Linked DNA regions of Mus musculus: regions 2, 3, 4, 5, 6 and 7 are each linked to region 1. The links are chromatin loops, found by intact Hi-C in ENCODE. Cell type or tissue: heart. All regions are shown on one strand. Region 1 has its middle 81 kb from the start of Rpl39l. Region 2 overlaps Emp2 (epithelial membrane protein 2). Region 3 overlaps Ciita (class II transactivator). Region 4 has its middle 17 kb from the start of Gm24667. Region 5 has its middle 36 kb from the start of Gm24667. Region 6 has its middle 3.4 kb from the start of Tekt5. Region 7 overlaps Atf7ip2 (activating transcription factor 7 interacting protein 2).

Region 1 (4,000 bases):
ACCTAATTTCTTTCTCAGCCCATTTATCCTTTATATAAAGGAAGGCTACTGATTTGTTTGAGGTAATTTTATATTCAGCCACTTTGCTGAAGGTCTTTATCAGCTGTAGGAGTTCTCTGGTAGAATTTTTGGGGTTTTATATATATGTATATGTTATCATTTCATTCACAAATAGCAATACTTTGACTTCTTTTCCAGTTTGACCTCCTTTTGTTGTGTAATTGCTCTGGCTACGACTTTGAGTACTAAATTGAACAGATAGTGAGAGAGTGGGCAGCCTTGTTTTGTCCCTGATTTTAGTGGAATTGCTTTAAGTTTCTCTCCATTTAGATTGATGTTGGCTATTGGATTGATGTATATTATTTTTATTACTTTTAGGTATGTGCCTCGTGTCCCTGGTCTCTCTAATGCTTTTGACATGAAGGGATATTTTGTTGAAGGTATTCTGAGCATCTAATGAGATGATTGTGTGATTTTTTTTCTTTCCATTTGTTTATATGGTAGATTACATTGATGGCTTTTTGTATATCAAACCATCCCTGAATCCTTGGAATGAAGCCTACTTGATCCTGATGGATGATGTTTTTGATGTGTTCCTGGATTCGGTTTGGGAGTATTTTATTAAGTATTTTTGTATCAATGTTCATAAGAGAAATTGGTCTGAAGTTCTTTTTCTTCCTTTTAAACTTTCAAACCTGTTTTTTTCTATTAAAAAACCTGTCCTAAGAACAGATTGGCACTGAGCAGTGGTGGCAATTGCCTTTAATCCCAGCACTTGGGAGGCAGAGGCAGGTGGATTTCTGAGTTCAAGGCCAACCTGGTCTACAGAGTGAGTTCCAGGACAGCCAGGGCTACACAGAGAAACCCTGTCTTGAAAAACCAAACCAAACCAAGCCAAACCAAACCAAACCAAACCAAACCAAACCAAACCAAACCAAACCAGACCAAACCAAACCAAAAGAACAGATTGGCATCACAGTTTGGCTCCTGAGTATTCTGTGATCCTGACTGATCAGTCTTGGGGTGTGTATTCAATAAACTATTCTTGATTAGCTGAGACCAGTGTTTGTATGGTTTGTGTGGCTATTCCTGAACCCCCCAAATGGTTGTTATTTAAAAACATTTGTTTTCCTAGTAGATCTATATCTTTCTGTCTATCAATTTTTAATGAGTTGCATCTATGTTATATGCACATATACCCTAAACAATAGTTGGATCACATATACAGTTATCCATGTATAGATAGATTTTTTAATGATAACCTTTTTGTTATAAGTTGAAAGCCAAATTTTGTTGCAGATTATATAGATCTTAAACTATATCCAAGGAGAAACTTACAAATCCTTAGATAAGAGTTTACACCACAGTCTAAAATATTTTCTATTTTCTTTTAGAGAGCAGATTAAAAAGAAATTAGAGATAAAAGATTTGAGAGTGGGGATGCAGAACCCTCAGGGCTGAGTGAGTTTAGATATGAAATATTTCAGAATCATTTGTCCGTGGCAGTGGGAATTTGGAAACCAGGTGTGCCAGTTTCTGGCCTTAGAATGGCACCAAGACTGATGTAATAAAATCCAAGTTCATGAAGGAAGAGAGAGCATGCTTAGTTTAGTGCAGTCTGGCTGCAGAAAGCCAATCACATGGTACACGTGGTAGGCTATAAGAGCCAGTGCCACTTGTAGGTCACAGCAGGCTACAGAACTAGTCTCTAGAACTTGGAATCAAATTCACAGACAAATGCTTCATACATATCTCAGGAGTGGTTAGATTAAGGACTTGGTCGGAGCAGCCATTAAGGTGGGGCACAGGTGTGTGTGTTTCGTACAAGCAGATAGAAGGTTTGGGAGCCAAGTCTTCGGAGACAAGGAGATCTCTTAGCATGACCATCCCTGCTAGTAGTACTTGAGCTATAGAATATTGATTCTGAGCAAAGGAACAGGAGCGTGGTCCCCCCCCCCCCAAAAAAAAAACCGGAAATAAGGAAGTTCAGATTAATTGCCTGTACTCCGGTAGGAATTTTCAGGATCAGGGGGCATATTGAAGTCTAGAGTGCCCTCTGGTGGCCATTTAGACTACCTACTGAGGCCAGGCTACGGAACAAAGGAAAATCAGGCATTATGGGCACAAGGTCTGGGACAGCCACAATTTGAATAAATTTTGCTGCAGGTACCCCAGGGGCGTCTGAGGATTGGGGTTTACACTCAGTGGTGACCATTTTCCCAGCATGTACTAGAGACCCAAACGATGGCGTTCTATGTGACAGCCTTGTATCAGTTGTCTCTGGATCCAAAGGTTCCCCGGAACATAGATTGTCTTTGTTCTGGAACTGGCTTGCTCTGGCAAGGTTGGGGATTGGCAGGGGATCGACCCAGAAGTTATCTGGTATTTCTAGGCAATGGCTAGGAAAGAATGGGGAGCGGAAAGGCTTATCCCGTTGAAAGTCGATCACATCAGACAGAGAGAAAAAGGGGTGGGGGGCGCGCCACATGGCTGGGTTGGCCTGGCTACTGGGCTAGGGGCTCAACATCTCCCAGGACTTCAACACCAAGAAAATAGGTTTTCTCTGCTGACGAAGTAAGCCAGTTCAAGCTAGATTGAAAGCATAAAAGCAGGTGTATTGAGGAGCAGCTCTTTGTACGAGTTCACTCGTCCCCAGGAATTGGGCAGGGGCAGAAAGAGAAGAGAGATTACCCGAAAGAGAGAATGGAGAGGGAGGGAGGGAAAGAGGGAGAAAGAGAAAGAGACAGACAGACAGACAGACAGACAGACAGACAGAGACAGAGAGACACACAGAGAGACATAGAGAGACACACACACAGAAACACACAGAGAGATACACACAGAGAGACACACAGAGAGAGACACACACAGAGAGATACACACACAGAGACACATACAGAGAGAGACACACACCAAAAGAGAGACACACAGAGACACACAGGGAGAGAGACACAGAGAGAGACACACAGAGAGAGACACAGAGAGACAGAGAGAGAGAAAAGGACAGAGGGAGAGAGGGAGGGAGGGAGGGAGGGAGGGAGGGAGGGAAGGGGGAAGATCTAGCAGCACATACTAGGCACACCAATTGGTGACAGGTGATAGAATTAGCAATTGCTAACTAATTTCAGTGGAATTGCCTATATATTAATAGGGTTAATAGGGTTTGAAATCCAACATGAACCACCATCTCTGACTATAAAATTATGTTTGTTAGTTTGAGACAGGATTTCTCTGTGTAGCCCTGGGTGTCCTGGAACTTGCTAGCCTTGAAACAGAGATCCACCTGCCTTCAGAGTGCTGGGATTAAAGGTGTGCTGGGCTATGAAATTTTGTTTTGTCGCATTATTAAGGATCTGGCTTTATCTGAATGGTAGCCCCTGAATGGTGGTGGGCCTCCTTGGGGCACTAGTGTTGGGGTTTGGCTGGGTCTTCCTCCTGTAATTGACAATACAGTTTGTTGTGTTTCATTTACTTTTTCATCTTTAAAAAATATAGATATAATTCTAACAATATCTCACTGAAAGAAATTGGAGCTGGGTGTCCAGTGTTTGCACAGTAACCCTGGCACTGAGCTGGGTGTCCAGTGTCTGCACTGTAACCCTGACACTGAGCTGGGCGTCCAGTGTCTGCACTGTAACCCTGACACTGAGCTGGGCGTCCAGTGTCTGCACTGTAACCCTGACACTGAGCTGGGCGTCCAGTGTCTGCACTGTAACCCTGACACTGAGCTGGGCGTCCAGTGTCTGCACTGTAACCCTGACACTGAGCTGGGCGTCCAGTGTCTGCACTGTAACCCTGACACTGAGCTGGGCGTCCAGTGTCTGCACTGTAACCCTGACACTGAGCTGGGCGTCCAGTGTCTGCACTGTAACCCTGACACTGAGCTGGGCGTCCAGTGTCTGCACTGTAACCCTGACACTGAGCTGGGCGTCCAGTGTCTGCACTGTAACCCTGACACTGAGCTGGGTGTCCAGTGTCTGCACTGTAACCCTGACACTGA
Region 2 (4,000 bases), 190 kb before region 1:
TCCTGGAAGAGTGACAACACCCGAGTCCCAGGAGCTCTGTGATGGCAACCTTCTCCCTTGAACACCCTTTTCCATTTTTGAGCATCGAGTTGGAGAGGTGATTCTGGGACAGGGTGTGTATATTTGTGTTGTTTAAACACATTCACATGTAAGCTGCCTGAGGGGAGGGGATGTTTGCCTCTAGCTCAGTCCCAGTGGAGCTGGGGGGATGATGAGTCTGAGTGGCTTTAGGGCCATCATTGACACCACCTCAGTACAAACGGACTCCCCTCCCTTCCTCCCTCTCTTCTATCCTCCTTTCCTTCCTTCCCTTAGCAGGGCTGCCAAGGTGATATGGGACAGCGACAGGGCAAACGATCACCTGTTGCCTTAATGAACTTTCCACAGCTCACTGCTGGCTAGGTCGTAGAGTTTCTCCTTGTCTTGTGAGGCCCAAGGAAGGAGGCCAATCTAAAGTGTCCTCCATACCTTCCCCTTGGGGGCTTTTCTGTAATACTTGTTTAAAAATTGTTCTGATGATCATGATGGAAACAGACAGACCACCTTAGAACCAGAGGCCTGAAAGCCTGACCTGACCAGCACAGATTCCCACTTCAGAACCCCAGGGCTATGGAAGTGCCCTTGTCCAACGCTATGGGAATAGTCCTGTGGGTTGTCTCTGCTTGCCACTGTGGCCAGCATTCCAGTGCCTACAGCCACCTGTGCCTACAGCCACCTGTGCCATGAGAAGTGCCTCTCCTGCTCTATGCCCTGCATTTGGGATGCTAAGAAGAGGTGAGGGTGTGAGCGAGAACAGATCCACCCTTCTCCTAGGTAGGATCAGCTCTCAATTGGTGCTTATCACTAGTTATCAAAGAACAGCAGAGACAGCTGCGTTATCCAAGAAGCAAGTATTAGGACCAAAACCTGTTACTGTATTTAAAGGAACTTTAGTTTGCGTATCTTACATTTTTATAAAGTACTGTAATTCAGGGGGTGGGGTATGCAACAGAGACAGACTAACCCATGTTTGTCATTTGCATTAAAATTATTTTGGGTCTCTGTTTAAAGAATTTGGATAATTGTATGGTGTTTGTTTGTGGTCCGGGATGCAGGGGAAGCAAGATTCTTCTTGCCCCTTCCTACCCTCTGCTAATGCCCGTGGGCCTGGTATACCTGAGAAATGGGCTGACATTCTAGAATGTTCCCTATAAACTAAAGCTGGATGTGGACCTACTATGCCCAAAGACAGACTCACTACACACAACCACTCCCTCCGCAGGAGCTTCATCAGTAAACCCACCCAGGTGGGGTTACTGGTGGCTGGCACTTTTTGGTGCCTACTTTGTGGGTTCTTTCTTTCACCCTTCTCTAGCCCTTTTCCTCCACCCCTTCAGCCCCTTAAGGAGAGGAAAGGGTGATGGTATCACTAGACTACTTCCTGATGATTAAGAGCATCAAATTCTTTTCAGGGAGCTTAATCTTCCCTGTAAGAATATTTTCTTTTTCTTCTTTGCTTACCAGTGACCAACAGCAACCAACAACCCTCACTGCCTCTCAGGGCCATAGCATTTATATACCCTCTGAAAAGTTCAGAATTCCAAATACTACACAATCACAGAAACAAGCTGCAGCTGACAAAATCATGTCCCTACCAGAGCATGAGGCAAATCATAGTCAGCTGCTGTGGACAATTTGAAGCAGCCCCATATCCCAGACCTGGGATTAAAGGAGAAACATAATATTTCTGTTTTTCAAAGACACCAAAAAATTCCAAAATTGTCATTTATCACATAGCAAGGCAGAGTTTTGTTTCCCAAAAGCAGATATGGCAGGAAAGTGCTATGGAAGCTGAGAAATGAATGTTGACTCTTGTTTGGAGACAGGTATGGGTTTGGGAGTAGCGGGATTTAAGGTGTGTGGGGGGGAGTGGGTGGTACGTAATGAGGGGCAGGTTCGGGAGCAGGGATTAGATACCCAGTCGGGCATTAGATACTCAGCGGTCTGAGGGGGTGGTTGAGCACACCCTTGATGACATGAGGGGTGGTTATAATCAGTTCTTGTCCCATGGTGATCTTATCTGCGTCCTTGACCAGCAAAGCAGCAGCTGCCGCAATATGCAGGGAAGCTGGCCATCCTGATGCAACAGATTCCAATTTCTTAGACAGATAGGCCACCACTGGCCTCTTCCAAGAGTCAGTACTCTTTTGGCTATGCCTTTGTTTTCACCCACATACAAGTGGGAAAGCTTATTGATGTCTGGCAGGGCAAGTGCTGGGACCTCATCTAGTGCTTCCTTGAGCCCATGAAAAGCTTTGCCCATCTCCAAAGTCCAGTTTAAGGTACTCTCCTGCCCCCTGGTGGCATCATAGAGAGGCTCTGCAATCTCCGTGAATCCTGGTACTCAGTCTGCAGTCCTGATGAAACCAGGAACTCGAATTTGATGCCAGGTCTTGAGAACGGAAATGTTGAGAATCGTTTCTTTAGCCTGGGAGAGCAGACGTTGCCCCCTCCCTTGAGTATGTTCTGGAGGTATGTTACCTCATTTTGGCAGAGATGTGCTTTTTTTTTTTTTTTTTTTTTTTCAAACACCAAATATCCCATCCGGTTTAGCTCTCTGACTGAGCAAAGGACACCAGTTGCCAAACGGTAAGTCTCTTTGTCTGGGGCAGCTACAATATACTGCATTGATATACTGCAAGAGAGTTATTTGGGGGTGGGCTTGCTTGTACTCACCCAGGTCTTCAGGCAATGCTTCATCAAAGATGGTAGGCGAGTCCTTGAATCCTTGTGGCAGCCTGGTCCACGTTAGCTGCCCATTGAATCTGATCTCTGGGTCGCTCCATTCTAAAGTGAACAAAGGCTGACTAGCCGGGGCTAGTGGCAAACTAAAGAAGGCACCCTTAAGATTCAATATGGCATAGACATCTCCCTTGGGAGGCAAACTGTTCAGTAGGGTGTAAGGGCACCATGGGATAAATATCTTCTACCCTGTTATTGACTTCCCTTAAGTCTTGCATGAGCTGGTAGCCATTGGAGTGAGGTTTTCTTACTGAAAAAAGGGGTGTGTTCCAGGCAGATTGGCAAGGACCCAGTACCCCCTGCTCCCAGAGTCAAATTATGTGTTGCACTATTCCCAGTCTTGCCTCCCTAGACTTGAGGTATTGGCACCCTAGCTGGGCTGGCATTGACCGTTAGCTGCACCAGGATTGAGGCACAATGCCTAGCCAGCTCCATGGGATTTTTTTCTCAGCCCATACCCCTGGGATTTCTTCCCATAACCTCTCTAGATATGGGTCCTTATTAATGTCTGGAGGAGATATGACATAGTTTATATTCTTCTAATGCCACAATCAGTACATGTATTTTTATTCAGGAACTGTACTCCCTCAGGGCTGAAATGGATCTGCACCCCCATTTTGGTTAGGAGGTCTTGGCCTAAGAGCAGATATGGGCAGCCTGGGATCACCATAGAAGAGTGAGTTACACGTCCCATTCCTAGATCTACTTTCCTTCAGGTAGTCCATGAATATTGATCAGTCCTAGTAACCCCTTGGGTCCATGATTTTTTTTTAATTGGATAGGGATCTCATGGGTTGTTTCAGGATTGAATGTGCCCTGATAACTACCAGGAAATCTATTGGCTTCCCTCTACCTTTAGGTTTACCCAGGGGTGAGCCCCGACACCCTCAGTCAGTCAGTTCTTTTATCTCCATCTTGGAGCATTCTTTCTTCCAGTGGCCTGTTTCTCTACAGTATGCACATTGATTCTTTTGGAGACAGGGCCTCCACTCCAAATGAGAGAATGAGATTGTCCACCCTTTCTGGGAAGGGTCTGCTTCCCCCCTCCTTTTTCATATGCTATATTCTTCAACTCATGGGCATCAGACCTCTCTCTTCCAGTACCTGCTAGAGGCACCTCGGCGGGTTCCCTAGTCTACCTATCCTCTAGCGCCTCCCTGTTGTTAAAGACATTTTTTGGCTCTAGCCATGCGCTTACCTTCAAATCCTCCCAGTTGCT
Region 3 (4,000 bases), 430 kb before region 1:
TAGGAAACTGAGGCAGAGGGATTACAAATTAGGCCAGCCTAGAATACATGAGACCCTGTCTCAAATTAGAACTTAAAAAATGTTTATTATATGTGTGCATGGATGTTTGTTTATTATATGTGTGTGTGTGTGTGGGGGGGGAGTGCTTTGCCTTCATGGATGGCTGTGCTTCATAGGTGCAGTGCCCAAGGAAGCCAGAAGAGGGCATCAGATTCCCCTGGGACTGGAGTTCACAGATGGTTGTGAGCTACCAAGTGAGTGTTAGAAATGGAATTCAAGTTCTCTGCAAGAGCAACCAGTGTTCTTAACTGTGGAGCCATCTCCACAGCCCCTCAAAAACAGAAAGTTAAGAAGGCTGGGGTTATAGCTCAGTAGTAGAATGCTTGTCCGGTATATATGAAACAGCTCTGGGCTTCATACTCAGTAACACACACACACACACACACACACACACACACACGAGGAAGGGAGAAAGAAGGGAGGGGAGAGGGGAAAAGGAGAGGGAAAGAGAGAGGGGGTAGGAAAGAGAGAAGAGAGGAAAGAAAGAAGGGGGAAAGAGGGGAAAGACTGGGGGAGGGGAGAGAAGGAAAAGGAGAGGGAGGGGAGGGGGAGAGGGAGGGGAGGGGGAGAGGGAGAGGGAGAGAGGTCTTTCTCAGCCCAAAGCATGGAAATTATAAGGGGAGGAGCTTCCCAGGTTCAAAGACGTGCCTCTTCCTATCCAGTCTACTTCCTACCCACACGGCTGCTCATTTGTAGAACTGGTAGGAGGGGGTCACTGTAGGGAGAGCAGGTAGGCTCTTGGTTTATGCTGTGGGCTATGCATCATTCAGGTCTCACAGTGTGACACAGAAACTGCTCAGGGCCAAATGAGCTACCACAGAAGGTGAGTTGGGTTGGCCACAGGAAGAAGAAAACCTGGAAACTCTGGGGACTTTGTAGTTGGAATGAATGTATTCAATATTATGAAATAGCAGTAAGCCATTTAAGTCCAGTAAGACCTACTATCATCGTCTGGTCACTGCAGGTACCGTGTGTGTGTTTGCCATATAGGTGTATATGCAGACAACACACACACACATACATACACACACATGTACACACACACATACACACACAGTATTTTTTTAAAATGTAAAAGGGAAAAGCAGGCTGAGCACAGCACTCAGTACTCTCTGCTTCCCGGCTGCAGATGCAATGGGACCGGTCGCCTTCACATTCCTGCCACATGCCCTCCCACCATCATGGGCTGCACCTCACACTGTGAACCCAAAGAACCCCTCCCTCCCTCCCTCCCTCCCTCCCTCCCTCCCTCCCTCCCTCCCTCCCTCCCTCCCTCCCTCCCTCCTTCCTTCCTTCCTTCCTTCCTTCCTTCCTTCCTCCCTTCCTTAGGTTGTCTTTGTTTGGTATCTGGTCTCAGCAACAATAGTAGTTAGTATGCCTTCCTGGCCCACAGGCACCTGCCCGTATGACCTAGACTTTCCTGACCTCCAACCCCCGACCCCCAAGACACCCATGTTAGGGAATCCTATACACTTAGCACAACCTAGTTTAGGTAACGAGTACACACATTATGAATTTTGCAGGGCACAAAGAGGACCTGCTTGGAAGGCTGTAGGAGTGGCTGCCTCAGTAGAGGTGCATAGCAGACACCTCTCCTAGACTTGGGGAAGGAAATCCTTTCCTATATGGCTAGCCAAGAGCTGCTACTGCTGAGCTGAATGGCTGGGGCTCTGGGCCAAATTCAGTTCCCTCTCAGGCCCCTTAGTACCAAAGACTTGCTGAAAGGAATTTAGAAGTTGGAGCTGCTACACCAAGGTCTTCCAGAAGGTGGCAGTGTGAGAACTAGCTGGAATAGTGGTGGACAGCCCAGAAGCCAGCACTGCAGGGCTTTCCAGTGGGCTCTTCCTTGGGTAAAGGGCAACCATCTACTACTGCTCACTAGGGATAGCGCTGGAGTATGACACATGATCCATTGACATGGTTCATATTTTACAGATGAAGAAATAGAGACTTGGAACTAGTAAGCGACTTGCCCCAAGGCTGTGGTGATGTGCCACAAAGAGCAGCAAAAGGGGGTCCTATACCCCCCTCACCCCTACCTCCCCCCAGCCCCACCCCACCCCCATCTCCCCAGCCCATTCAGTGGGGGGTACCTCACTCACCTCAGCCTTAGGAGGGACTTGGCTAGGGCTGGCAGAGCTTCTGCAAGCTTGCAGGCACCCACATCAGTGATGTTGTTTTGGGACAAGCTAAGGAGACACAGGGAGGAGAAGGTCCAGGACCTAAGTGGAAGGCTCTCCCTTCCTCACCGGCTGGAAACTCGCTGCTTCACAGGGGACTGTAGCCACACAGCCATGATAGCCAGCCCTGGGAAGGGTCATGGGTAATGAGGATGAACCTACAGAAACCACTCACCAATATGAAGGGTTTGTTACAGAGAGAGTGGGCTGGCAGGGGAGGGGAGAGGTGGGAGCAGAGAGAGAGGTCCTCTCCTCCACCTGCTGTCTAATTTGATAGTGCCTTTTCCCCTAGGGCTATCTTCCAGCTCTACATACAGTAGGTACTTAATAAATGCTCATGTGTCCGGGAATAGAAAGGAAGGAAGGGGGAGGGAGGGAGGGAGGGAGGGAGGGAGGGAGGGAGGAGCTGTGTGAGGGAGGACTGAGAGGAGGGGGCGCCATGATCAGGATGTAAAGTAAATAAACAAATTAATATTTTTTTAAAAAAGGTCAGAAGGAGAGTGGAGAAGGGAGGGAAATCTATCTTGTGGTATACCTGGACCATTGTAAATTATAGAGACATTACACATCAGGAAATGTACACATGAATCCTTGGGTATTTTCAGGCTTCTTAACCTTGTTTATAAGATGGAGTGTTGACAGATTTTTTAAAAAATGGTTTATTTGTTTTGTTGTGGGAATTGAACCTAGGGCCTTGTGTGTCCTAGATAAGTGCTTTATCATCACTATGTTCTCAGTGCTTCTATATTATTATTATTATTATTATTATTATTATTATTATTATTATTATTATATTGTGAATTAGAATTCCTAGAAAGACTCTGTGTCGCAGAGACTGATTGAAAGATTGTGGAGAGGTCGGGAGAGGCCCAAGAACAGCCAGTCCTTACCCACCTCTGTGTCAGAAGTGTGGCTGGTGGATAAAACCTCTTGGGCTCTATTAACTTAGCTGACCACTAGCTTCCACCAATCCAAAAGCTAAGACTGCCCTCAGATGACATCTTGGGCCTGTAGAAAAGCTCCCCCTACTTGGTGTACCTGCTTCTCTCGGGTTCCTACCAATATATTTTTTGTTTTGTTTTGTTTCTTGTTTTTCGAGACAGGGTTTCTCTGTGTAGCCCTGGCTGTCCTGAAACTCTGTAGGCCAGGCTGTTCTCGAACTCACAGAGATCCGCCTGCCTCTGGCTCCCAAGTGCTGGCATTAAAGACATGCACCACAACTGTCTGGCCATGCCAATGTATTTTATATGGCTATCTTTGTTCTTTAAAACTATAAAACTTCATGGAATTGCCTCCATGTTGGAACATGGAGTCTGAGATTACCTAGATCTGTGTTTCTGAGCCACGGTCACTCAAGATGGCTCCCAAATAAACTCTTAACCGCTTTAGGAGGAGAGCAATGTTTCTGCATTGACATGCTTTTACATGAGTTCTGGAGACCAAACTCTTATCTCCCGGCATGTGCAGCAAGAGCCTTTACCCTCTAAGGCATCTTATTGGCCCCTTTTACATCTTTTGTTCTGAAACAAGGTGTCATGTAGCCCAGGCTAGCCTTGAACTCAAAGATCCTCCAGCCCCAGTCTCTCCAGCGCTGGGATCACGGGTGTATCATGTCCATCTCCCACACACCCATTCTACCTTAACTTCCCAAAGCATAAAACAGCTAAAGACAACTTCCACCGCTCAGTGTTTCCACTGCTAAGCCCCAACCTATCCTGTCTCTTCCAACATCCCAGAACAGTTTTCATGCATTAAACTTT
Region 4 (4,000 bases), 170 kb before region 1:
AGCCTGGAAGTGGAGCTTCCTCTGGGTTTTGTGGGACTGGCTGCAGAGTTCAGACCCAAGGTCTGTCTGCTTTTTTTCTTTTCTTTTTTTCTTAGATATTTTATTTATTTACATTTCAAATGTTATCCCCTTTCCTGGTTTCCCCTCCAAAAGCCCCCTATCCCACACCCCCTTACCCCTGCTCACCAACCTACCCACTCCCACTTCCCTATCTTGGGATTCCCCTACAATGGGACATTGAGCCTTCTCAGGATCAAGGGCCTCTCCTCCCACTGATGTCCAACAAGGCCATCCTCTGCTACATATGCAGCTGGAGCTCTGGGTCCCTCCATGTGTACTCTTTGGTTGGTGGTTTAGTCCCTGGGAGCTCTGGGGGGTACTTGTTGATTCATATTGTTGTTCCTCCTATGGAGCTGCAAGTTCCTTCAGCTCCCTCAGTCCTTTCTCTATCTAGCTCTTCCACTGAAGCATTGGGGACTTTGTGCTCAGTCCAATGGTTGGTTGAGAGCATCCACCTCTGAATATGTCAGGCACTTGCAGAACCTCTCAGGAGACAGCCATATCAGGTTCCTGTCAGCAAGCACTGTTGGCATCCACAACAGTGTCTGGGCTTGGTGACTGTATATGGGATGGATCCCCAGGTGGGGCAGTCTCTGGATGGTCTTTCCTTCAGTGTCTGCTCTACACTTTGTATCTCCTCCCATGGGTATTTTGTTCCCCCTTCTAAGAAGGACCAAAGTATCCATATTTTGGTCTTCCTTCTTCTTGAGCTTCATTTGGTCTGAATTGTATCTTGGTATTCCAAACTTCTGGGCTAATATCTACATATCAGTGAGTGTATACTATGTGTGTTCTTTTGTGATCACTAAGGATGATAATTTCTAGTTCCACCCATTTGCCTATGAATTTCATGAATTCATTGTTTTTAATGGCTGAGTAGTATTCCTTTGTGTAAATGTACCACATTTTCTGTATCCATTCCTCTGTTGAGGGACATCTGGGTTCTTTTTTGCTTCTGGGTACTATAAATAAGGCTGCTATGAACATAGTGGAGCATGTGTCCTTATTATATGCCCAGGTGTGGTATAGCTGGGTCCTCTGGTAGTACTATGTCTAATTTTCTGAGGAATTGTCGTACTGATTTCCAGAGTGGTTGTACCAGCTTGCAATCCCACCAACAATGGAGGAAGGAGTGTTCTTCTTTCTCCACATCCTTGCCAGCATCTGCTGCCACTGAGTTTTTGATCTTAGCCATTCTGGCCAGTGTGAGATGGAATCTCAAGGTTGTTTTGATTTGCATTTCCCTGATGACTAAAGATGCTGAACATTACTTTAAGTGCTTTTCAGTCATTCGGTATTCCTTGGTTGAGAATTCTTTTTTAGTTCCGAACCCCATTTTTTAATAGGGTATTTGGTTCTCTGGACTCCAACTTCTTGAATTCTTTGCATATGTTGGATATTAGCCCTCTATCAGATGTAGGGTTGGTAAAGATCTTTTCTCAATCTGTTGGTTGCCGTTCTGTCCTACTGACAGTGTCCTTTGCCTTACAGAAGCTTTGTAATTTTATGAGGTCCCATTTGTCGATTCTTGATCTTAGAGCATAAGCCATTGGTGTTCTGTTCAGGAACTTTCCCCTGTGCCTATCTGTTCGAGGTTCTTCCTCACTTTATCTTTTACTAGATTCAGTGTATCTGGTTTTATGTGGAGGTCCTTGATTCACTTGGACTTGAGCTTTATTCAAGGAGGTAAGAATGGATCAGTTTGCATTCTTCTGCATGCTGACCACCAGTTGAACCAGCACCATTTGTTGAAAATGCTGTCTTTTTTTCCACTGGATGATTTTAGCTCCTTTGTCAAAGATCAAGTGACCATAGGTGTGTGGGTTCATTTCTGGGTCTTCAATTCTATTCCATTGATCTACCTGCCTGTCACTGTTCCAATACCATGCAGTTTTTATCACTATTGCTCTGTGGTACTGCTTGAGGCCAGGGATGCTGATTCCCCCCCAGAAGTTCTTTTATTGTTGAGAATAGTTTTCGCTATCCTGGGTTTTTTGTTATTCCAGATGAATTTGAGAATTGCTCTAACTCTATGAAGAATTGTTGGAATTTTGATGGGGATTGCATTGAATCTGTATATTGTATGGAGTCATGAGGGCATGGAGGCATGAGTGCATGGGAGAATAGGGTGATGGGGCCATGGAGGCACGAGGACATGGAGGAATGAGGGCATGAATGTATGGGGTCATAGTGCCATTATGACATGGAAGTATGAAGGCATGGGGGCATGGATAAATGTAGGCATGGGGTCATGGGGGCATAAGGAAATGAAGCCATGTGGGCATGAGGGCATGCATCATGGGGTCATGGACACATGGAGGCATGTGGGCATGGGCGCATGAGGGCAGGAGGACATGGAACCTTGAGGACGACATGATTGTATGGGGTCATGGTGGCATGAGGGAATGGAGGCCTGGGGGCATGTGGGCATAAAGGCCCCTCGGGATTGGGGGGAGGCATGGGGCCATGGAGGCATGAGGGCTTGGAAGAATGAGGGCATGTGCACGAGAGGCCATGGGGGCATGAGGGCATGGAGGCATGGGGCATGGTGGCTTTGGGGCATGGGGGCAAGAGTGCATGTAGTGGGATGGTGAAAGATCTGTTTTCTGGTGGAGTTTGGTTTAAACCCAGAGACCCAGCAGGTGTTCCTGCAAGAGATGGAAGACCCATTTGCCACGCTCACAGACACTAGGCTCCCAACAGGAGGCCCCACCAGTTACCTGGCAACAGCCTGGTATGTTCCTCCCCACAGTTGCCTGGCAACAGCCAGAGAGGCCTGGCCCACTGTAAAAGGGGTTGTTTGTCCCCTCCTCTCTTTCTTACTCTTGTTTCCCACTTGCTTCTCTCTTGCCCTCTTGCTCCCCCTCTCTCTGCATTCCTTTCCCTTCCCTCTCCATGTGGCCATGGTCAGCCTCTACTTCCCTACTCTCTTCCTCTCTATGCCTTTCTACAATAAACGCCTTAAAACCATGGTCTGCCTCTTCTCATCAGGATCCACTGTGCTAGAGCAATGGAGCAGGTCTCCCTCTAAAGAATGGAGCCATGTAGGCATGTGGGCATGAGGGTATGGTGGCATGAGGGCGTTAAGGCAAGGGGGCATGGAGGCATGGAGTCATGGGGGCATGAGGGTTTGTAGGCATGGGGGCACGAGTGCATCGAGGCAAGGGGCCATGGAGCCATGGGGTCATGGAGGAATGGGGGCATGGAGGTGTGGAGGCAAGTCCTTATCCTGCAATTAGAGCCCAAATCCAAGAATGTATACTTTTTAGCATAAGCACCTTCAAAGTGCCCATTCAACTCTCCTTGTGTTTGAAGTCATCACAGTTTTGAGGGGATTCAGATGCTAGTTCATCTGGCTTTGCAGGGTATTTAGCCCAGTGATAAACTAGTACACAAGAAGGGGACAGGTGACAATGACAGATGCATATAAGTGAAAGAGTTAGCTGTTTAAACCTAAAAGCAGAAGCACCACTCTAGAACAGAATACAGTTAGAAGCCCAAGTCAGCAGACGTGCACTTAGACAAACTCTCCTGGGAACCTTCTTCAGACCGTGCTGAATGAAGTACAAGTGACTTCATCGATTTTTTCCTTAACTTTTTTTTTTTTTTTTTTTGATTTTTTTCGAGACAGGGTTTCTCTGTATGTCCTGGCTGTCCTGGAACTCACTTTGTAGACCAGGCTGGTCTTGAACTCAGAAATCTGCTTGTCTTTGCCTCCCAAGTGTTGGGATTAAAGGCATATGCCACCACTGCCTGGGTTCATCTATTTTTTTTTTTTGGTTGTTGCTACCTTTGGACAGGGTCTCATAGTGTAGCCTAGGCTGTCCTCAAACTCATGATTCTCAAGTTTCAGCCTTCTGTATACTGGAGTACTTCCTTTGTGGTTGAACACCCTGGTTAGTGGCCTTGTAATCTGGTCTGGATTGTCCCACGTGTGCTT
Region 5 (4,000 bases), 190 kb before region 1:
CTGCCTGACATACAACACCCCCACAGGGGAGCTGGTTGGAAATGGATAAAGCATTCAAAATCAGAATAAACTTCTGGGGCAGGAGGTCATCAGAGTGTGAGAAGCTGAACCTCTGATAGCTTAGTTCTCCTGATGCTAGAATGGGAAATAATTGGGGGGGGGGGGAGAGCTCTAATGAAACAGATTCCCCAAGTTAAGGGAGACAACAGCTTCCCTGGCTAATCCAGAGGCTCCCAGACCCCATTCAATATTCACAGATCCATCTGGTCTCAGCCCACATTATTCTTGGGTGGGATAAAATGGCACCAAAGTCATTTTCTCCTTCCTCTATTTCTTTGCCTTTTTCTAGCCCACATGCCTAGACGGTATCTGCTGTCTCCTGTCTCCATAGCACTCATGCCCTGATGGGAGATGGGCTCCAAAAGTAGCCATGTTGTTTTGTTACTATCATGGCAGGACAACCCTGTCAGGGTAGAGCTGACCCTGTCACTTGGCCACTGTAGTGGCTATTCCTGGTTGTCAACTTGACTATATCTGGAATGAACTACAATCCAGAAATGGAAGGCTGACCTGTGATCCTAATCTGGAGGCTGGGAGATACAAGTTTCTGACCTGGATCTCGGCATGGAGGTCTTGAGGCATAGTGGTTATGAATCCCAGAAGATTTAAGACAGGGAGATCTCTGAGTTCAAGGTCATCTGGGACAAAGCAAGTCCCAGGTCCAGGAGTGGTCACACACACCTTTAATCTGGGCCACACCTTCTGCTGGAGACCTACATAAGGACACTGGAAGAAGGAAGATCTCCCTCTCCCTCCCCCTTGCCCCTCTCCCTCCTCTCTGTCCCTTCCCCCTCCCCTTCCCCCTTCCCCCTCCCCCTCCCTCCCTTTCCCTGCTTGCTTAGTGGGACTGAGCAACTGCTAGATCCTTGGACTTCTATTCACAGCCTCTAAGTCATCAACAAATCCCCTTACTATACAGAGACTAGTCTAGAGAACCCAGACTAATACAGCCACCATCTGGGTTCCTGACATCATCAAGATGGTGGTGATCATATGATTTCACTGCTATCTTGGTTAATGCACCACATGACATCAATCAACTAAAGTGGTGTCCCCTGTAAACCTTGCTGATACCACTGAGAGCTACCTGAACCACAGGCGTACTACGGTCACACCCCCTGACCCTCTTCCTTTTCCTTTCTGTTTTTCACTTTGCCTGGTGAGATCATGGAATCGGAGACCCGGAAGAGACTGCAACCTGGGTGTGTATCACCAATGCCAAGGTCAATGTATTTTTATATTAGACTATAGAGGTTAACAACAGACCTCAAAGGTAGGTTTCGTTTTGTAAATTTTGACATATTGTTTTACATGCTGTATTTCCTGGTTTCTAGGCCTTAGGAGTTTTTCCAGCCGGTGTGCTCCCCAAACTAGCCTGCTGTCAGAGGGAGCCAACACTTGGAATTGTAGACTTAGAGAGCCTCTGTGAATTTGCAGCAGCCCAGGGAGAATTTGGGAAAGTACAATTCCAGCTGGAGCTGAAGGTTTGGTGGCTCACATGCCAGACAAGCTGCCAGTAGGGGGCGGCCACAGCAGTGGAGGTAGAGAGTGGGCCAGAGGTGCGGCTGTGCTGCCTCTCCGTGCCTGCTCCTGATTGTCTATATCTGGCTCAGACTATTCCTTTTCCCCCAGACTCCTGTTTGCTGTTTGTTATTTACTTCTCTTTCTGCCCATTGAGCCCTGGGTACCCTGGCTTTTGTATTTAAATATAATGAAGATGAAGAAGAAGAAGGAGAAGGAGGAGGAGGAGGAGGAGGAGGAGGAGGAGAAGGAGGAGGAGGAGAAGGAGGACAAGGAGAAGGAGAAGGAGAAGGAGGAGGAGGAGGAGGAGGAGGAGGAGGAGGAGGAGGAGGAGGAGAAGGAGAAGGAGAAGGAGAAGGAGAAGGAGGAGAAGGAGAAGGAGAAGGAGAAGGAGAAGGAGAAGAAGGAGAAGGAGAAGAAGAAGAAGGAGGAGGAGAAGAAGAAGATTTGTGCCTGTGTGTGTGCGGGTGGCACATATGTAACCATGTAATCACTCTGAACCACTGGCCCCCTCCCCACTTTGCTTTTGCTTTTTTGTTACAGCTCCATGGGCAGAGTCTGCTGATCCTGTGCTCTCCAAGGTCTTTTAACTCCGCCTTCATAGGGTTTTGTTTTGTTTTTTTTAAGTACATTATTTACTTGATATCTGATTCCAGCTTTCCTCCCTTCTCTCCTCCCATTCCCTCTCCCTCCCCACCATTTCTCTGGCCTCCCTCCTTTTCTCCTCTGAGAAGGGGAGGCCTCCCATGGATATCAACAGGCCTTGGCATATCAAGTTGCAGTAGGACTAGGAACATCTTCTATTGAGCCTAGACAAGTTAGCCCAGTTTGGGGAAAGGGTCCAAAGGCAGGAAGCAGAGTCAGAGACAGCTCCTGCTCCTGCTGTTAGGGGTCCCACATGAAGACCAAGCTGCACATCTGTTACATATGTGTAGGGGGCCCAGGACCACCCCCTGCATGCTTTCTGGGTGTTGGCTCGGTCTCAGTGAGGCACTATAGGCGGAGGTTAGTTGGTTTGGTAGGTTTTCTTGTGGTGTCCGTCATACTAGAAGGGTTCCCCTAGCTCAGTTCTGTCTGTTGTAAACATCAATTTGCTGATGTCCTGCTGGGTGTCTGCTGCTTCTCTTTATCTGCTACCCGCACTCTTCAAAACTGGATTAGTCAAGCTTCTTTAAAGGAATAGGACCGATAGAATATGAACGTCACCTTCACATCCCTTTAAGAAGACAGCACTCAGCATACACACTTTGCCCTCATCTCATCTCTCTCAGGTGCCAGTCCAGGTCGTTCTTTCTTCTTCACACCTGGCTATTACACAGATAACTACCAGCACACTCTTGGGGGTCTTTTAGATGGGCCCATTGGAGGACTGCCCTGACTGCTACACCTGGAAAAAGCCAGACTGGTTGTTGACCTAGTTCCATAATGGTAGTTAGAGTTACCTCTGAAGGGTAGTCATTTTAAAGATGTAAAGAGAAGTTGAAAGGGATTTTCTTTTTCTCTCAAATATAGTTAATCCAACAAATACCCTCCCACTCTTCCCCTCTGCCGAGCATGTCAGGCTGTGGAGCCCCCATTATGGGATGAGAGAGGCATTCTTTACCTATGTCAAGGATAAAGACAGAGGCCATCTTGGTCCTGCTTGCTGTCAGCGTTCGGGTTCTGGCACACCCTTTTTACAAAAAAAAAAAAAAATTGCCTTCCTGAATTTTCCTTTGTCCTCTGCTGCCAAGATTGTTTTTTCCCAATCGAATGGTTCATGTTGTCATCTCTGGGTGATTGTCCATAGGGAAAGCATTCCCCACTCTCACAGACAGCAGACTAGCTTCCACAACCTTAATGGCTTCGGATATCCTTTCACGTATACTGGACCTGCAGTGAGCTGGCAGAGTCTTATGTCATTCAGGTACAGATTTCATGAAAAGGCAAGGACACAATGTGGCCTGAGGTTAAAGCCCACCAGCCCTGAGGACTTTAGCCCATCTGCCTGAGGGGGTGGGGGGTACTCAAGGGAGGCTGCAGTCAGGAAGATCAAGGCAGAAAAGCTACAGCAAGATCATTCTAGGCGAAATTCAGGATGCAAAGGCCAAAGCATTGGGTATCTACATGGAGATCCGGGGAGGAATTAGGCTGGATAGAGACTTCAGGTGAGATATGTGCTCTTTCAGCTGCAGAAAAAGACACTTCTGCCACCTGGCGGTCATGTGTTAGAATTGTTCTCTTAGATAAAGACTTACTGCCCAGTGTTGTTCTCCACATCAGTGCCTATTTCAGTGTCTGGCAAAAGATATCCCATAATCCTTTAATGAATTAACCCTTAAAAAATGGGTGGTAATATAGCTTAGATTTCCTGTGGTCTTTAGCATGTCATAATTCTTTCAGCTGGCAAGAGGGCTCAGTGGCTGAAGGTGTCTGCTGT
Region 6 (4,000 bases), 310 kb before region 1:
GGTCTAGGTTTTCGGGTGTGTTGGGGTGCCCTGGACTGGGCGAAGTGGGAGTGCTGGGTTCTGATGATGGTGAGTGGTCTTGGTTCCTGTTAGTAGGATTCCTACGTTTACCTTTCGCCATCTGGTAATCTCTGGAGTTAGTAGTTATAGTTGACTCTGTTTAGAGATTGTTCTTCTGGTGATTCTGTTACCGTCTATCAGCAGACCTGGGAGACAGATTCTCTCCTCTGAGTTTCAGTGCTCAGAGCACTCTCTGCTGGCAAGCTCTCTTACAGGGAAGGTGCGCAGATATCTTGTTTTTGGACCTCCTCCTGGTCGAAGAAGAAGGCCCAAAACAGGGCCTTTCTCAGAAGCTGTGTTGCTTTGGCAGTTCCCAGAAGCTGTCAGCTTCTGTGGTGCAGACTCTCACCTGTGCAGACTAAATTCCTAAGTTCCAGGGAGTCCCGGAACCAAGATGGCGACCGCTGCTCCTGAGGCTGAGGCCGCCTCCCAAGACAGGCGGACACCTGTCCTCTGGTCCGGGCGGTGGCCGGCTGGGCTGTCTGCGGCCCGCCAAGGGTGCTGCCTCAGCGGCTCTGTGCTTCCGCCTGTCCCAGAAGCTGTCCGGTTCTCTGGCGCACCCTCTCACCTGTTCAGACTAATTTCCTAAGTTCTGCTGAGTCCCGGAACCAAGATGGCGACCGCTGCTGCTGAGGCTGAGGCCGCCTCCCGAGCCAGGCGGACACCTGTCCTCTGGTCCGGACGGTGGCCAGCTGTCTGCGCTATAGTTTTTGTTATTTTAAAAATTAAAAAAAGACATGAACCCAGAGCTTGCAAGGAGCAAGGGTCCCTCACCTTTGTAGTTAAATAAATTTAGCGTTATAGTGAAAGCTGTGGAGATCAAGCCCTGCTCTTTTATTTACAGAGGGGAAACTGAGGCCAATGTCAGAAAGCTACACCAATCACACTGCAAATGTCTGGATCAAACAAGGCTAGAAGCCGAGGCATAAAGGATGAAGAATCAGCTGCTGGTTCAGCTGGACAGGTCTGGTTAAGGCTTGCTCATCGTAGGGCTGGAAAGATGACTCAATAGCCAAGAGCTCTGATTGTTCCTACAGAGAATCCAGGTTCAATTCCCAGCACCTATGTGGCAGCTCACAACCATCTGTGACCCCAGTTTCAAGGGGTCACACACCCCAACACCCTCTTCTGGCTTCCAAGGGTACCAGAAATGCATGTGATACACAGATAGACAGACAGACACATAAAATAAAAACATATAGATCTTAAAAAAAAAAAAGAAGAAAGAAGAGAAAGATGAGAAGGATTCAGGGTGCAACAATGTTGTTAGGAAAAAAAAAAGCAATGTGAAGGAAGGAAAGCGTGCTGCTGGTTAGGCTGTCCAGCAGGAAAAGGCCCTTGCTCTCAAGCTAGAGAACGAGAATTCAAACACAGCACCAGAGTGGGAGAAGAGAACCCACTCCAGCAGGTTGGTCTTTGACCTCCATGTGTGCACTGTGACACCTGCAGACCCTGTCAGCATCCACAAACACATGCATATGGGTCAATCCTAGAATCAGCCAGCAGGTGGCGCTGCACCCCGGTCTATCATCAAAGTAATCAGGCAATGGAATCAAAAGGAGCTTAGTGGGTAGAGAATTTCCTATTCCTTCCTTTTGGATTTTGAAAACAACAACAAACTGTGTTCTCGGTGTGTGAATGTTTCCACCCTCTAGCACACAGCAGACAGCCGTGGCAACCTCGCCTATGTCCTTGTCAGCTGTGGGTGGCTGCCAACCTTCCCTTTCTGCTTTGACTTCATATTACCTACTAGGTGCTTCTAGGAAAGGTTCACCAAGACTGAGCTTCAACCATTGCTCCGTCATTCCCCACTCTGCCCAGGTCCTTGGAAATACCTCCACATCAATATTAACTAACCGTTGCAGCCCAGGGCGACAGACAGTTCCACCCTCTGGATGGGTCATCAGCCACACCTCTGGGATCTGCCCCAGCTGCTCTGCCAGGGCCACCATGTGTCTCTGCTGTCTCTGTGCCCCTAATGTCCTCTGAGGCCTGCTGTCGCTCAATGCCCAAGTAAGTGTACAGAGTCTTTGCAGGGCATCTGTTTCGAGATACCTCTCATGAGTGACATCACACTGAGGAGATACCGTGGTGTAAGTCTGCAGACCAGAGCCTACTGCTTTTCTTACCCCACCCCATGGAAAGGACATATTGGAATATGTAACACAGCAGTCCACCCCATGTGGCTAATAAATGCCATTTCTCTACATTCTGGCTGCTCATCTGCACTCCTTATAGGGAACTGAGAAGAAAATCACCATTAAGCCTCAAACGTTGAATGTCCCTGAAAGCCTATGATGAAGGCTTGGTCCCAAGGGTGACACTGCTAAAGATGGTAGAGCCTAAGGAAAGGTATTTAGTGATGGGGGAGGGGCTGTAGTTGAAGAAGAAGGTTACAGCTCCTGCCTCCTCTTTCCTCTCTTTGATTCTCTGCTCATGGTATAGTACTATTCCTCTACCGCATTCTGGCCATGATGTGTGGCCTTCTCAGGGCACAGTTTGTCAGGAACCCAAAGCAGGGGCTACTTAATTACAGACTGTAAGTGACAGAATTATGAGCCAAAATGAACCTTTTGCTGATCCATTAACAGCCTCAGGTATTTTGGAAACGAACTGATACACCTGTGAACCAGAGCCACAGAAAGCCAGGTTTCTCTTTCCCATTCCCAGAGAGGGTAAGGACCGACACAGCAGTACTCTTCCCAGTCAGCACTGTGTTGTTGTTACTCTCAGTGATTAAGGGTGGAGGGAGTTTCTCAGTGCAACAAAATTGTCATAGAATAGGATGAAACACATCCCAGAGAGGTAAGGCTCTCATTCTAGATGTTTGATATTGTACACGGTGCTGGAGGTTTAATTATAAAGAAAAACAAGTGTGGTGTCAGCTTCCTGGAGCTCAAAGTCTTCCCTCTATATTTTAAAATTCAAGCACAATGAAGTATAATTTATGAACAATTTACTTAAAAATTTAAAATTACACACACATTGTGATTGTTTGTATATGCTTGGCCCAGGGAGTGGCACTATTAGAAGGTGTGGCCCTGTTGGAGTAGGTGTGTCACTGTGGGTGTGGGCTTTAAAGACCCTCATCCTAGCTGCCTAGAAGCGAGTACTCTGCTAGCAGCCTTCAGATGAAGATGGAGAACTCTCAGCTCTGCCTGAACCTTGCCTGCCTGGATGCTGCCATGTTTCCACCTTGATGATAATGGACTGAACCTCTGAACCTGTAAGAGAGCCCCAATTAAATGTTTTCCTTATAAGAGTTGTCTTGGTCATGGTGTCTGTTCACAGCAGTAAAACCCTAACTAAAGCATATATGCATATATATATATATAATTTGTGTGTGTGTGTGTGTGTGTGTTGTGTGTGTGTAGGGGGTGCATACATGTGCCACAAAACTTGTGCAGACATCAGAGAACAGCTGGCAGAAGTTATTTCCCTCTTTCTGTCACATGGGTCCTGGGAACTGAACTTGGGTCATCGAGTTTAGTGGCAAGTGTCTATCCATTGAGCCATCTCATTGGCCCTGATTCATTCAGTTTTACTAAAGTGTTCTATGGGGGTTGACAAATATGAATAGCTGGTCAATCTCCTCTACAATCAAAGATACAGAGTATCATAGTTTGGGTTTCCATTGCGGTGAAGAGACACCACGACCAAGGCAACTCCTGGGACAACATTTAATGGGGGCTGGCTTAGAGCTTCAGAGGTCCAGTTCATTGTCGTCATGGTAGGAAACATGTCAGTGTGCAGGCCGACCTCGTGCTGGAAAAGGAGAATCTTGATCTGAAGGCGACCAGGAGAGACTGTCTCCTCCTCACGGGGCAGAGCTTGATCTGAAGGCAACCAGGAGAGACTGTCTCCTTCTCTGGGCAGAGCTTGAGCACTAGGAGCCCTCAAAACCCACTCCCACACTGACACACTTCCTCCACCAAGGCCA
Region 7 (4,000 bases), 120 kb before region 1:
GATGATAATACTGTTTTGATGCGTTTTTGAAGTCTTCTTATTTTTACCTAGAAGAAAGAAAACTAAGTGAATACCAAAACAGAGTACCAAATACTACAAAAGAATGAAAACAAACTTGACCAAGTAGTCTTATGAAATGCAGGCATCTACACAAATAAATGAAAAGGTTTTTCTTTTACTTCATTACTTTTTGTTTTTGTTTTTTTTTAATGTTTTTCAAGACAGGATTTCTCTGTGTAGTCCTGGCTGTCCTGGAACTCACTCCGCAGACCAGGCTGGCCTTGAACTCAGAAATCTGCCTGCCTCTGCCTCCTAAGTGCTGGGATTGAAGACATGTGTCACCACTGCCCGGCAACTTTTCATAATTCTAGACTCTAATGACCCCCTAGCAGGGAATGTCTTCTATTCTTCCATTCTCTTAGCTAGCATCTTTACTTTTTAAATGCATTTATTTATTTATTTATTTAATTTATTATTTGTAGGTATGGTCTTATGTATTTCAGGGTGGCCTTGATAGGGTATGTAGCCAAAGATATCTTTGAATTCCTAGTTTTCCTGCCTCTATCTCTGGGTAATCAAGTTGTACATAAGCATACCCTGTTTATATTTGTTGGGGATCAAACTCAGGACTTACTACTAGCTATGCTAGCACTACAACTTAGCTATATCACCAGCCCCAGTGATAAATTCTTACATGGTCATCATCATTTGCTATCCATGGAGGAATAGTTCCAGGTTCTATAGATACAAAAATCTGCAGATGTTAAAACCATACACACATCCTCTTGTGAACTTTAAATTATCTTTACTTACAGTGTCTATCTAATACAACAGGAATGTTACTATAGAGTTGTTACACCATACTGTTCAGAGAATAATGACCAGACAAAAAGATGGTATATGTTTAACACAAACACTTTTTCCCTGAATATTTTCAGTCTGTCTATATTGGTGCATGCCTTTAATCTCTGCATTAAGGAGTCAGTGACAGGCAAGTCTCTGTGAATTAGAAGCCAGCCTAATCTACATAGTGAATTCCAGGATGGTGAGGTAGTTGGAGCTATGTAATGAGACTACATCACATTAAAAGGATGCAGCCTGCAGTAAGTATAGATACAGAACCCAAAATGTAGAAAACTGGTAAGTGACAATCGGTTACATAAGATAGTTAAGAAGGGAAGGGGCTTGTTCTGGTGGTACATGATTGCAATTCCAAAATTAAGGGAACTAAAGCAGAATGATATAAGTTCAAAGTTATCCTAGACTGCATATAGCCAGATCCAACCTCAAAAAATAAAACTGGAAACTTTGTCTGTAATAAAATTGATGTTGGTCAAAAATGTCATAAATCCTAGAAATCTTTTTTTTTCCAAAAAAAAAGGCAAAGTTTGAAAGATCTTAAAATAAATTATGTAGGTTCTAATAAGACACATATCAGAATGGAAAGAAAATGCTTACATACCACAGATAACCCTCAATGAATACAGCATGCCTATTAGAACTAAGACTATTTCTCGAATCTTAAACTAATTGGGGCTTCTTTTATTGTAGTGATTCTCAATCTGTGGGTCATGACATTATGACAGAAAAAAATTTACAATTATGAAGTAGCAACAAAAGTAATTTCATGGTTGGGGGTCACCACAATATGAGGGACTATACTGAAGGGCTGCAGCATTAGGAAGGTTGAGAACTACTATTTTATTGCCTCCCTTTCCCAACATGCAGCATATAACCACATTCTACACATATTAAAAGGAAGAAAACGAAATTAGAAACTTACAAAGAGTTCACCAGCTATTGCTTCATGTCTACTCTTGCACTGGGTCTTCCCAATGCGTTCATTCAATTCATTCAGTTTTTTATCAAATAAATTACAGTTTATCATGCAAATCTCCTGTCGAATCCAATGTTTAACCTAGAATTTAAATAAAAGCCAAAACATACAAGTTTCAGATTTTAAAACAATTTCACTTACTACTTTTTATTTTTATGTTTTGTGTGCATATATGCATGTGCTACATTGCAAAGGCCAGAAGAGGGCATCAGGTTCCCCTGGAGCAGGAGCTAACAGATAATCATGAGGTGGCATGTGGGTGCTGGAACTTGAGGGTCTTCTAGAAGAAAAGTCATTGTTTTAACCTCTGAGCCATCTCTCCAGTTCACTCCTACTTTTTTGAGACAAGACTTTTTCACTATGTAGACCCAGTTAGTCTGTAGTAGACCAGACTAGCCTCAACCTCAAAGAGATCCATCTGCCTTTGTATCACAGGTGCTAGACTAAAGGTGTGTACCATACCCAGCTTATTTTCTACTGCTTAGAAGCTGCTTTACTCTTTCCTGATGTTTTATAATGAAAAATTACTGCACATTACTACACCAGTTAAGTTTTATAAAAATTGGTATTAAATTTTGCACAACAATCTAATATTTGGCACATAAACATGTTAAAAATTAAATTCATCTTCAAAATGTTGACTTCAATTCATATAGTTCCAGTTGACTACTGTTTCCAATAATATACATTTATCACACAAATAACAATCAGACTCATCAAAACAGAACCAGAATACAGTTATTTCACTAGAATTGAAGATTATACCCACCCACCCACACCAGGCCTTTGTTTGTTTTTGTTTTGTTTTATTTCTATGAGACAGGGTTTCTCTGTATAGCCCTGTCTGTCTGTTCTGGAAGTCACTCTAGAGATGTGTCTGGCCTCAAACTCAGAGAGCTGTCTACCTCTGCCTTTCTTAAGCACTGAGCATTAAAGGAATGGACCACTATGCCTAGTCTGAAGTTATATTTCATCTCATAATTGATCAGACAGACAGGCCACATAGAAATACATAATTGGGCAAAAATGAAGACAAGAAGTATACTTAACAGTGTTAAAAATCAGTTTACCTAGGTTAGTTTGGAAGAGGAGGTATGTATGTAACTTGCATATATCAAGACTCTAAAATGAACTACAAGGTTGTCTGAATCTATGAAATAGTAAACAATTGTAAGGCAATCAATAAATAGCTATTGCTGCTGATCAAAAAAAAACCCATGACCAATACAAAATGTTGGACTGTAAGTAAAGCTCAATGTTTGTCTTACACATTTGGCAGCCTACTAAATAAAAATTCCACCTCCTTCTACAAGACATTTACAGACATGTAATTGAGTAGATTACTTAGACTAGAATCATTCCTGAAAATAGAAATATATTGGTAATGTAAATCATTTTTCTCTTATTGTAGTGATGGTTTGTATATTCTTGGACCAGGGAGTGGCACCATTTGGAGGTATGGCCTTATTGGAATAGGTGTGACCTGGTTGGAGTAGGTGTGTCACTGTGGGTGTGAGCATAAGATCCTCATTCTAGTTGCCTGGAAGTCAGTCTTTCACTAGCAGCCTTTGGATGAAGACATAGAACTCTCAGCTCTGCCTGCACCATGCCTGCCTGGATACTGCCATGCTCCCACCTTGATGGTAATGGACTGACCCTTTGAACCAGTAAGCCAGCCCCAATTAAATGTTGAGTTTTTTTTTTTTTTTTAAATAATACTTGCCTTGGTTATGGTGTCTGTTTACAGCAGTAAAACCCTAAGACAGAAGTTGGTACCAGGAGTGGGGTATTGCTGTGATAGGCCTGACCATGCTTTTATTTGAAAGAATGTGGATTTGGGGACTTTGGATTTGGAAAGCAGTGGAATGCTTTAAATGGGGCTTAATGGGTCAGTCTAGTAGGAATATGGAAGACTTTGTTGCTGGGAGTAATTTGAACTGTGTTGACCTGGCCCAAGAGATTTCAAAGGAGAATTTCAGAATTTGGCATAAAGACTGTTTTTGTGATATTTTGGTGAAGAATGTGGCTACGTTTTGCCCTTTGACTGAAAAGTCTGCCTGAGGCTAAGGTGAAGAGACTCAGATTAATTGCATTGACAAAGGAAGTTTCAAAAAAGCCCAGCAGAGACTTTGTTCTCTGGTTAAGTCTTATAAAGAGAAGTTT

Evidence for each region. A loop is a pair of places that touch in the nucleus more often than their neighbours do. Peaks named below come from ENCODE experiments on the same cell type or tissue, not always from the same donor. Only the 100,000 strongest peaks of a DNase experiment are listed, where the experiment ranks them.
Region 2: a loop joins it to region 1, with 4 times the contacts of the local background. A loop is called at or near these places in 10 of 42 quality-filtered maps.
Region 3: a loop joins it to region 1, with 15 times the contacts of the local background. A loop is called at or near these places in 20 of 42 quality-filtered maps.
Region 4: a loop joins it to region 1, with 2.5 times the contacts of the local background. A loop is called at or near these places in 6 of 42 quality-filtered maps.
Region 5: a loop joins it to region 1, with 11 times the contacts of the local background. A loop is called at or near these places in 14 of 42 quality-filtered maps.
Region 6: a loop joins it to region 1, with 8 times the contacts of the local background. A loop is called at or near these places in 23 of 42 quality-filtered maps.
Region 7: a loop joins it to region 1, with 4 times the contacts of the local background. A loop is called at or near these places in 7 of 42 quality-filtered maps.

The regions. Positions count from the first base shown.
Region 1 is chr16:10,086,984-10,090,983 of GRCm38, reverse strand. No RefSeq gene overlaps it. Among named protein-coding and RNA genes, the nearest start is that of Rpl39l, 81 kb to the left of the region's middle. In heart, a CTCF peak has its summit at 2,076 (motif pointing left); no DNase peak of the experiment used is centred here; H3K27ac peaks cover 327 bases.
Region 2 is chr16:10,278,805-10,282,804 of GRCm38, reverse strand. It overlaps Emp2 (epithelial membrane protein 2), which reads left to right. Exons shown (of 5, transcript NM_007929.2): 5 at 1-1,056. Among named protein-coding and RNA genes, the nearest start is that of Emp2, 33 kb to the left of the region's middle. In heart, a CTCF peak has its summit at 2,341 (motif pointing left); a DNase peak (open chromatin) is centred at 2,324.
Region 3 is chr16:10,519,217-10,523,216 of GRCm38, reverse strand. It overlaps Ciita (class II transactivator), which reads right to left. Exons shown (of 19, transcript NM_001302618.1): 15 at 2,163-2,249. Among named protein-coding and RNA genes, the nearest start is that of Dexi, 22 kb to the left of the region's middle. In heart, CTCF peaks have their summits at 201 (motif pointing right) and 1,816 (motif pointing right); DNase peaks (open chromatin) are centred at 197 and 1,806.
Region 4 is chr16:10,252,991-10,256,990 of GRCm38, reverse strand. No RefSeq gene overlaps it. Among named protein-coding and RNA genes, the nearest start is that of Gm24667, 17 kb to the right of the region's middle. In heart, no CTCF peak of the experiment used is centred here; no DNase peak of the experiment used is centred here.
Region 5 is chr16:10,272,230-10,276,229 of GRCm38, reverse strand. No RefSeq gene overlaps it. Among named protein-coding and RNA genes, the nearest start is that of Gm24667, 36 kb to the right of the region's middle. In heart, CTCF peaks have their summits at 1,577 (motif pointing right) and 3,773 (motif pointing left); no DNase peak of the experiment used is centred here.
Region 6 is chr16:10,396,903-10,400,902 of GRCm38, reverse strand. No RefSeq gene overlaps it. Among named protein-coding and RNA genes, the nearest start is that of Tekt5, 3.4 kb to the right of the region's middle. In heart, a CTCF peak has its summit at 1,559 (motif pointing right); a DNase peak (open chromatin) is centred at 1,552; H3K27me3 peaks cover 124 bases.
Region 7 is chr16:10,207,052-10,211,051 of GRCm38, reverse strand. Atf7ip2 (activating transcription factor 7 interacting protein 2) reads right to left here. Exons shown (of 11, transcript NM_153123.2): 4 at 1,784-1,918; 5 at 1-47. Among named protein-coding and RNA genes, the nearest start is that of Atf7ip2, 16 kb to the right of the region's middle. In heart, a CTCF peak has its summit at 2,028 (motif pointing right); no DNase peak of the experiment used is centred here.